2 separate regions of the Homo sapiens genome follow, and region 2 is linked to region 1. A link is an interaction called in ENCODE POLR2A ChIA-PET data of the cell type or tissue named here. Cell type or tissue: MCF 10A. All regions are shown on one strand. Links, peaks and the distances in the headings refer to the core of each region. The heading gives the core; the rest is flanking DNA. Region 1 overlaps STXBP4 (syntaxin binding protein 4). Region 2 overlaps HLF (HLF transcription factor, PAR bZIP family member).

Region 1 (4,397 bases), core at 282-4,281:
CTAATTCTCCAATTCTGGTTACACAAAAGGGAAAATTTATAGTATTGGAAACTTCCTTTCATAATTGCAGATTAAACTCTTTTCATTGAAAAATGGTACAATTCAAAAGCAACTTCCGGGGTGTTAAACATTAGAATTCATCTGAAATTTGGGACTTAAGGGAGATCTGTCTTTAAAACAGAAATATATTCCTTCCACATTAACCTTTAGAGATTTAATTAAATTGGAATCAAAATTTCATCAAATTTTGTTTTGGAGGAATTTGACCAAGAATTCTAAATTCAAAGCGAGACATAACAAGAGCTAAATAAAAAGATTCTTAAGTTGATGTCGATGAATAAATCAGTGAAAACTGGTAAGCAAATTTTGAAACAACAAGAAATAAAGAAACAAGAGGAAACATGGCCCAAGAATTTAAGGCTTTCATAAAGCAGCAATAGTTGGTACTGGCCAAAGAGGAGTTAGATAAAACAGTCATTTACCTAATAAATATTGATTGAAAAAGCAACTAGAAAGACCAGATAGCCCCATACAGACCCTATATTATGTAAGAATTTAATCTATGATAATGATGATAACACAAAATAAAAGTGGTTGCGACAACTATTTGGAAAAACAGTGTAAAGTGTAGACCCTCATCTCATACCATATATCTAACAAAATAATTTCTTAGATGAATTAAAGAAAGATATTACAGGGATCTAGGTAAATATATATCTGAAATATGACTAGGAATGAACTTAAATAAAGTTATAAAAAACGAAAAATCATAAAGACAAAGGTTTGACAACACAAAAACATTTATGTTTAAAAACTTCAAAAAAAATTAGACTGTAATCCCGGCACTTTGGGAGGCGGAGGTGGGTGGATCGCAAGGTCACGAGTTCGAGACCAGCCTGACCAACATGGTGAAACCCTGTCTCTACTAAAAGTACAAAAATTAGCCGGGCATGGTGGCGGGTGGCGGGTGGCGTGCCTGCAATCCCAGCTACTCAGGAGGCGGAGGCAGTAGAATCGCTTGAACCCGGGAGCTGGAGGTTGCAGTAGCCGAGATTGTGCCACTGCACTCCAGTCTGGGCGACAGAGCAAGACTCCATCTCAAACAAACATTAGAAAGGCAATTTGTAGACAGAGGGAAATATGCCCCAGAATTGGTAGAAATAGGGTTAATAACTACAGTGTAAAGAGATCTTATAATTACAGTAGTGAAAGGGGAAAAACAGTGATTAAGAATATGAGAGGAGGAAAGAGGAAAAAGCAGTGGTGGGAAGGGGACACAGACAAGATAAAGGGCATGTGGCAGGGGTAGCAGAATACCACTAGCAACCACATCAGGAAATCAGCTGCCTTCAATACTGAAGAACTGTGATGAAGTTCACAGTTTAATTTCAAATCCATGGTTACAGACAATCTTTGATATCTAACATGGATGACGGTTAATCAAAGCAATATTTTCAAATAGTGATTTATTTATGTGGGATTAGGCATGACTAGAGAAGTCTTGTTTTTAACCCTAAAATAGCTTGTGAATAAATCATTTAACACAATGTCATGAGTCCCATACTGAAGTAAGGGACAGAAAGTGTTTCTCACATAGTAAACTGTCAAGATAAGAGTTTTATAGTATTAACTGCCTTATCACTACTTCCTCCTTGGGTAAAATTTACTAGTTTGTCAGCCAAATTAATTTATATTGCTCTAACATTAAGAAATGCAAAATGTTCAGCTTCTAAGTAGATGTTTAAAATATACCCTTAAAGATGTTCTCTTAGCAACTGAATAATGGAATTTTAGTGATGTGTATTTGTTTTTAGTAAAGCAAAGAAAATTATGGGGAGTAATGCCTACTTTCCTATATAGATATGCCTCTAACAACTCACCAGCCACAGGGCACCTATTATGAAATGCTTTCTAGAAAGTGACGATTTTGCTCTATTTTTATTTTTGCTTACTAGATTGAGAGCTCCTTGTAGAACTGTATGTTTAGCATTCACAATGACTCCATATAAAGCACGCATTTAGAAATGTTTCTTAAATTCTCTTACCAGGTCTCCCTTATAAGTTACTATAGAGCTTATAGTACAACTGATGCCAAAGTATGACATGTGGTCCCTAAATAGCCAGAAAATAAGTGGCTCATAGTATGGAACCTAGAACTTTAACAGCATCAGTTCTAACTAGGCCAACCTACTATAGGTAATAATCAAATGAACTGGAAGGTTCCTATGAAGAATTGCAGATTCTTCCAACATTGAAAATTCTGTGATTCTAAATTGAGTTCTATATTATAAATAGGATAATAAAATTTCTCTTAGAATCATTAACATGGTAAGATCTTTTCTACAATTAAAAAGACAAACAACTATTTGGAAATGATAATTTTGAAATAGACACCTTTGTTTGCCAATGCTTGCTTAGAAGGCTACATTCACCTCTAATGAATCACTAGGTATGGTTGGTGTCTGCGCAAACAGGAATGCCAGCTGGGCTGTCCAAAAGCTATGTGCTGGTGTTCCTTCTCCAAGCTCACTGCTGTTTCTTGGTCATAGTTTAATGGTGGAGAATACAGGAGTCACTTTCTGAATCACAAAAAAGGAATTAATGTAAAAAAAATCCAACTAAGTTTGTTTAATAAGTTTCTTCAACCAGATTGCTGTCTATCACTATAAGAGCTTTATAACTTCTTTTCTCAAAGAGATTTTTAAAAATCTTTTAAAAAAGCCTTTTCCAACTTCCAGGTACACCAATCAAAGCTCATCATCATTGGTCATTAGAGAAATGCAAATCAAAACCACAATGAGATAGCATCTCACGCCAGTTAGAATGGCGATCATTAAAAAGTCAGGAAACAACAGATGCTGGAGAGGATGTGGAGAAACAGGAACACTTTTACACTGTTGGTGGGAGTGTAAATTAGTTCAACCACTGTGGAAGACAGTGTGGAGATTTCTCAAGGATCTAGAACCAGAAATACCATTTGACCCAGCAATCTCATTACTGGTTATATACCTAAAGGATTATAAATCATTCTACTATAAAGACACACACACACATGCACACATATGTTTATTGTAGCACTATTCACAATAGCAAAGACTTGGAATCAACCCAAATGCCCATCAATGATAGACTGGATAAAGAAAATGCGGCAAATATACACCAGGTAATACTATGCAGCCATAAAAAAAGGATGAGTGCATGTCCTTTGAAGGGACATGGATGAAGCTGGAAATTATCATTCTCAGCAAACTAACACAGGAACAGAAAACCAAACACTGCATGTTCTTACTCAAAAGTGGGAGTTGAACAATGAGAACACATGGACACAGAAAGGGGATCATCACACACTGGGGCCTGTCAGGGGGTCAGGGGTGAGAGGAGGGATAGCATTAGGAGAAATACCTAATGTAGATGATGGATTGATGGGTGCAGCAAACCACCATGGCACGTGTATACCTATGTAACGAACCTGCACGTTCTGCACATGTATCCCAGAACTTAAAATATATATTTAAAAAAAAAAAAGCCTTTTAAGATAATTGTAGAGATGGAGTCATGATTGGTTGCCCAGGCTGATTTTGACCTCTTGGTCTGAAGCAATCCTCCCACTTTGGCCTCCTAAAGTGCTGGGATTACAGGCATGTATAGGAGAATGCACTCTTTATCCAACCTCCCCCAGTAGTTTCATCTTGCATGACTGTAATAGACTATCACAACTAGGAAACTGACATGGATACAACCCACAACTTTATTTAGATTTAACCAGTTTTAAATGCACTCATCAATAAGAAGGAACAACCTACAGATACACACAAGAATCTAGACGAATCCCAAGGGAATTATTGCTGAGTAAAAAGAACCAATCCCAAAAGATGACATACTGTATGATTCCATTTATACAATATTCTTGAAATGACAACATTATGGAGATATAGAACAGATTAGTGTTTGCCAGGTGTTAGGGGAGCAGGTAGGATGTGGCTGTGGCAATAAAAGAATAGCATGAGGGATCTGAGTAAAGAGGGTTTTTGGTAGAAAATAAAAGCTGGCATTCTGAGGCCACAGTGACTATCTGAAATGGAAACAGGAACATTTTACTACAGCATGCTTTTAGAACAGAAAAGACTGACAAATATATGTATTTTTCTTCTTTTTCCCTCTGAAGATGAGATAGCATCTTAAAACACCTACTAGTGCTATACTGAAAAACTAGTAAAAATTTAATCACTAAAGAAAAATAAGAGAAATCACATCAATTCTGAAAATTAGAGGCTTTGCTGCTTTTTAAATGAATACACAAGAAACACAATCTTTAAAAGTGTGAAAATGTGAAAAGTACTTTAGGAATCACTTATTATTGTTGTTCCTTTTAAAGACACATTTAATTTGTTCTTGGT
Region 2 (4,397 bases), core at 232-4,231, 210 kb before region 1:
GAGATCTCTGTCCTGTTTTCATAGTTCTCTAGTAAAAGCCTGCATGGTCTCCTTCAGTGTTACTAACTCAGCCCACATCATAATGACTAAGGTGAATTCAGTCTTCTGCTCAATCCTCAGGGCAGGCTGAGTTTAACTGTTTGCCACTATCCTTAAAATAACCCCTCATATCTTGGGGTATTGAGATTTCTGTTCTGGGTAATCTGATTACTGCATATCTAGATGATCTTGTTCATCTGGTTTGCTGCATTGATTCCCATTGGTCAGGGCCTGGTGGCATCCTTCCCCCAAACAAACCTTCGCCACTCAAATCAATTCAAGAGGCATTTATTGGGTACAAATGGACAGGCGTGCTTAACTCTTTCCATTAAGTGCAGAAGCACTTAGAGAGCAGTGATGAGACTTTCCTGCTCTACTGTCCATGCCTGGGTTCCACAGCAAAGACACCACAGCAGACTGTTACCCAGAGCTAATTAGAAAAGAAAGCATTGCTCTTCCCCACTCAAGGAATTTCTGCCAAAGCATTTATTTCTGCTGATCCATTTATGCAATTCCACTTTCTAAGAGAACATTTTGTCACAGATGATTTAGTGTTGTAGCTCCCTGAAGCATCTTTCTGTAGCATGCACTCATTGTTTTTAGGAATCTAGGGTCTCCCAGGCAAAATTTGAGAGGCAACAGGGTTTAATAGCCACAAGCCATGTCTCATTATAAGACCTCAAATTCCAAAGCATTCTTCCAAAGATCATTAAGGAAACAAATCCCAGATTAAACTTCTAAAAACGAAACTTTTACGAACCCTGTGTGACAGGGGAGCTGTGTAGTTTTTCAGGAAAGAAAATGAGATTGGATGGGTAGTGAGTTAAGAGAGTAACATTAGTTTGTAAAAGTCAGAAAAGAAGGAAAACCAACATTTTAGGAATTTCCACATTCGGTCATGGAGTCTGTACCCACCACAAGCCAATTTAACAGAAACAAATACTATAGTTTCTCCCCCAGCAGACACTCGATTCTGCCAACACTCCTGTAATTGTCTACTCTATGTAGCTGGAGGTGAAATTGCCCACCTTGACAGCTATTTTCTATTTAAGTGAACTAGATTGGGTTATGGCAACTCTTTCAGCCTTCTGAAATCTTGGCTTGATATCAGAGCACACTTCAGGGGGTGCTTGAGCAAGTCATTTCATGCACTTGACATTCAGCAGTCCAACCCCCCCCAATCCGATCCCCTCCCACAATGTCCCTTTCCTTTACTAGTACTCCCAATATGAAACACACACACACACATCCCATATCTAAGCATGATGTACAGTTCTGTTTTCAGGGAAGAAGGGAGCCACAAATACAAGGTCAGGACTCAAGAATGCAAAACTGTAATAATGACTCCTTTGTTTCCCAGGAGTAAAACTGATTTAAGCTAGCCAGAAACTTGGCTAAGTATTTTTAGCTTGATATTACTGCCCCAGGTAATCCTTACAATCAGGTACTATTTGTATCACTGAGACATTAACCTTCCCACCCCCACCCACAAACCCAAATGCACGCATGCCCACGTACACATGCGCGCGCACACACACACACACACACACACACACACACACATACACATAACATCTGGTTCAATATACTTATTTGCAAACCTAGTAAGCTGTATAAAATAGAGGCATTTAAAAGTGATGAACGTTAATGAGTTGGGTTTATTAAAATCTATTTTTCTACTCCTATGAGACCAGGCCTGCTTTTGGACTTTTAAATTCTGAACCAGTCAAATCCCTCAAACTATTTCCTTGCCAAAGAGTGTTTCCCCCAATCACCAAAATTATGGGTTTTATAAATGAAACCTAAACCCTGTGTTTTTGAATTACTTTCTCTAGATCATTAGAACATCGTGTTTTGAAAAGCTGTTTGATGTTCAAGGGAGAGTATTTATTTTCAAAATAATAAAAATAAGGAAATCCTGGCTTGCCAGAGGAAACTATTGTCAAGTTTCTAAAAATGTTTCAAATCCAACCTTGAACTCAAGTGGAAATGTTCACATGCACTTTCCTGCTGAAAAACCTTCAATGGCTCCCTATTGCCTACTGGATAAAGTTCAAGCTCTGCAGCCTGGTACTCATGAAGTTGTCAGCCTGACTGGCACCAACCTCTCTGACTCATCTCCCTGACTCCTTCATATGAATTTTCTGCACCAGCCAAATTGGATCTACACCCTGTTGCCTAAAACACCCTGTGGGCATTCCTGCCTCTATAACTTTGTGGGGCATTAACCTCTCCAATCTGGCTCTCTCACCCCTCCTTCCGGGCCCATCACAGGCTACAACTCTTCCAAGAAGCCTCGCCCCAGGCACCTTTGCCTTGAGCAAAGGCTTCTTCCTGTGAGGTCTGGCAGCTCTTATTGGCTATACTGCTCCCTTATTTATATTCATTTTCTTGATTAATCTTTCAACCTCCTCTTTTCAGCAGATATTGGAGGCCTCTATATACCCGTCATTTGACACTGAGAACATGCTAGTTTGTCCTGTCACTCATCACTTTGCCTAAAAGTCTTATCTTCCCTACTAAATCACTGTCTCTTGAAACTAGCAGCCAAATTGTACTCTTGTCTCTCTTCCTCAGGGTGCACAAATCAAAACACCAAAGCACAGAGCAAAAACAGATGCTATTTCTGGGACCATACACCTTGCTCTTCGCCTCCTAAAACCTCCTCTGTTGCTTTCTCTTTAATTTTTAATTTTAGATACAGGGTTGCACTCTGTTACCCAGGCTGGAGTGTAATGATGCAATCAAGGCTCACTGCAGCCTCGAACTCCTGGGCTCAGGCGATCCTCTTGCCTCAGCCTCCCAAGTAGCCAAGACTACAGGCACGTGCCACCATATCCAGCTAATATTTTTAAAAAAATATTTTGTAGAGATGGGTCTTGCTATGTTGCCCAGGCTGCTCTCAAACTCCTGGTTTCAAGTAATCCTCCCACATCAGCCTCCCAAAGTCCTCTGTTGTTTTCTAATCATGGTATCATTTCTTAGAGAAAAGTAACTGAACTGACTTATGGTAAAGGCTTGGCTACTATGTACAGGGCACCAAGCTGGATCTTTCTTGCACAGTAGCTTTAGAAAGCTCACAAAAACCCAACAAGGATGTTGCTTTGCAGAAGAGACAATCAAGGTTCAGAAAGATTAAGGATTTACTCATTAAAGAACCCCTTGGGGAGAGGAGGAATTATTATTCTGGAATGCTTATGTAAAGTCTTGCTTGCAAGCCGGAGGATAAACTGAACCTTCTCCTTCTGAAACACCATAACATACCTTTATGGTTTCCTTACCCCCAAGGTCACTATATTGCCTTTAAATATAATTATTAATGTCTATTGTTAAAAATTCAATGGTAGCAGTAACTGACTGATCTATTAGCAAATATGACATGGAAGAAATCTAATCAAGAACTTCTTTGGGCAGGGCACAGTGGTTTCCACCTGTAATCCCAGCACTTTGGGAGGCCAAGGTCGGTGGATTGCTTGAGCTCAGGAGCTCAAGACCAGCCTGGGAAACATAACAAAACCCTGTATCTATAGAAAATACAAAAATTAGCCAGGTGTGGTGGTGCATGCCTGTAGTCCCAGCTACTTGGGAGGCTGAGGTGGGAGGATCTATTGAGCCTGGGAGGTTGAGGTTGTGGTGAACCATGATCGCGCCACTGCTCTCTAGCCTGGGCCACAGAGCATGACCCTGTCTCAAAAAACAAACAAACAAAAAAACTTCTTCAAAATGCATTTTGTTTATTTAATCCCATGAGCCAGGAAGAATGAGTAAAGGGTACAGTTAGCTACTCAAGGTCACCTAAAATTCAAAGGCTAAGAGAAGGGCAAGCAAGACTTGGCAGAGAAGCAGGAGAGAAATCCAAATTTCTTGACCAGTGTTCTTAATTAGCTAGGAAGGGAAAAGTATCAAGACTCTTTCTGAGCCCCACGCTTGGTCCTCCCATGGGAAATGAGATTAGATGGTGGTGAAGGTGCTGCTTGCAGCAGCTGTTATTAAGCACTTGCTGTGTGCGAGGCACTGTGACAATTACTCTGCATGCATTGGCTCATATGACCTTCAACAGTCCTATGAGGCAGGTCCAATGATTATTCCAAAGTTCCGGATGAGAAACTGAAAGCTCAGAGCATTTAAATGACTTGCCTGAGATCGTGAGCAGCTAATGAGTGGCAAAGTCAGGATTCACACTCAGGCTGTTTTGTTTATTCAATTCTGTGCTCTAAAAAACATTACTGCTATATTGCCCGTATAGACTGGTGTCTCAAACACAGGACATTCTGACAGACATTGTGCATGGTGAGACAGAGGCACCTAAGTCTGAGGGAAATTTAAATTTATAGAAAAACAGTGGTTTAGTAGCTTTA

Evidence for each region. Peaks named below come from ENCODE experiments on the same cell type or tissue, not always from the same donor. Only the 100,000 strongest peaks of a DNase experiment are listed, where the experiment ranks them.
Region 2: POLR2A ChIA-PET joins it to region 1 with 5 read pairs; 4 of 35 experiments call an interaction of 5 or more read pairs at or near these places.

What each region holds. Positions count from the first base shown.
Region 1 is chr17:55,061,216-55,065,612 of GRCh38, reverse strand. The region is part of intron 12 of STXBP4 (syntaxin binding protein 4); the gene reads right to left. Among named protein-coding and RNA genes, the nearest start is that of STXBP4, 95 kb to the right of the region's middle. In MCF 10A, for the core only: no CTCF peak of the experiment used is centred there; no DNase peak of the experiment used is centred there.
Region 2 is chr17:55,274,447-55,278,843 of GRCh38, reverse strand. The region is part of intron 2 of HLF (HLF transcription factor, PAR bZIP family member); the gene reads right to left. Among named protein-coding and RNA genes, the nearest start is that of HLF, 12 kb to the right of the region's middle. In MCF 10A, for the core only: no CTCF peak of the experiment used is centred there; a DNase peak (open chromatin) is centred at 2,223.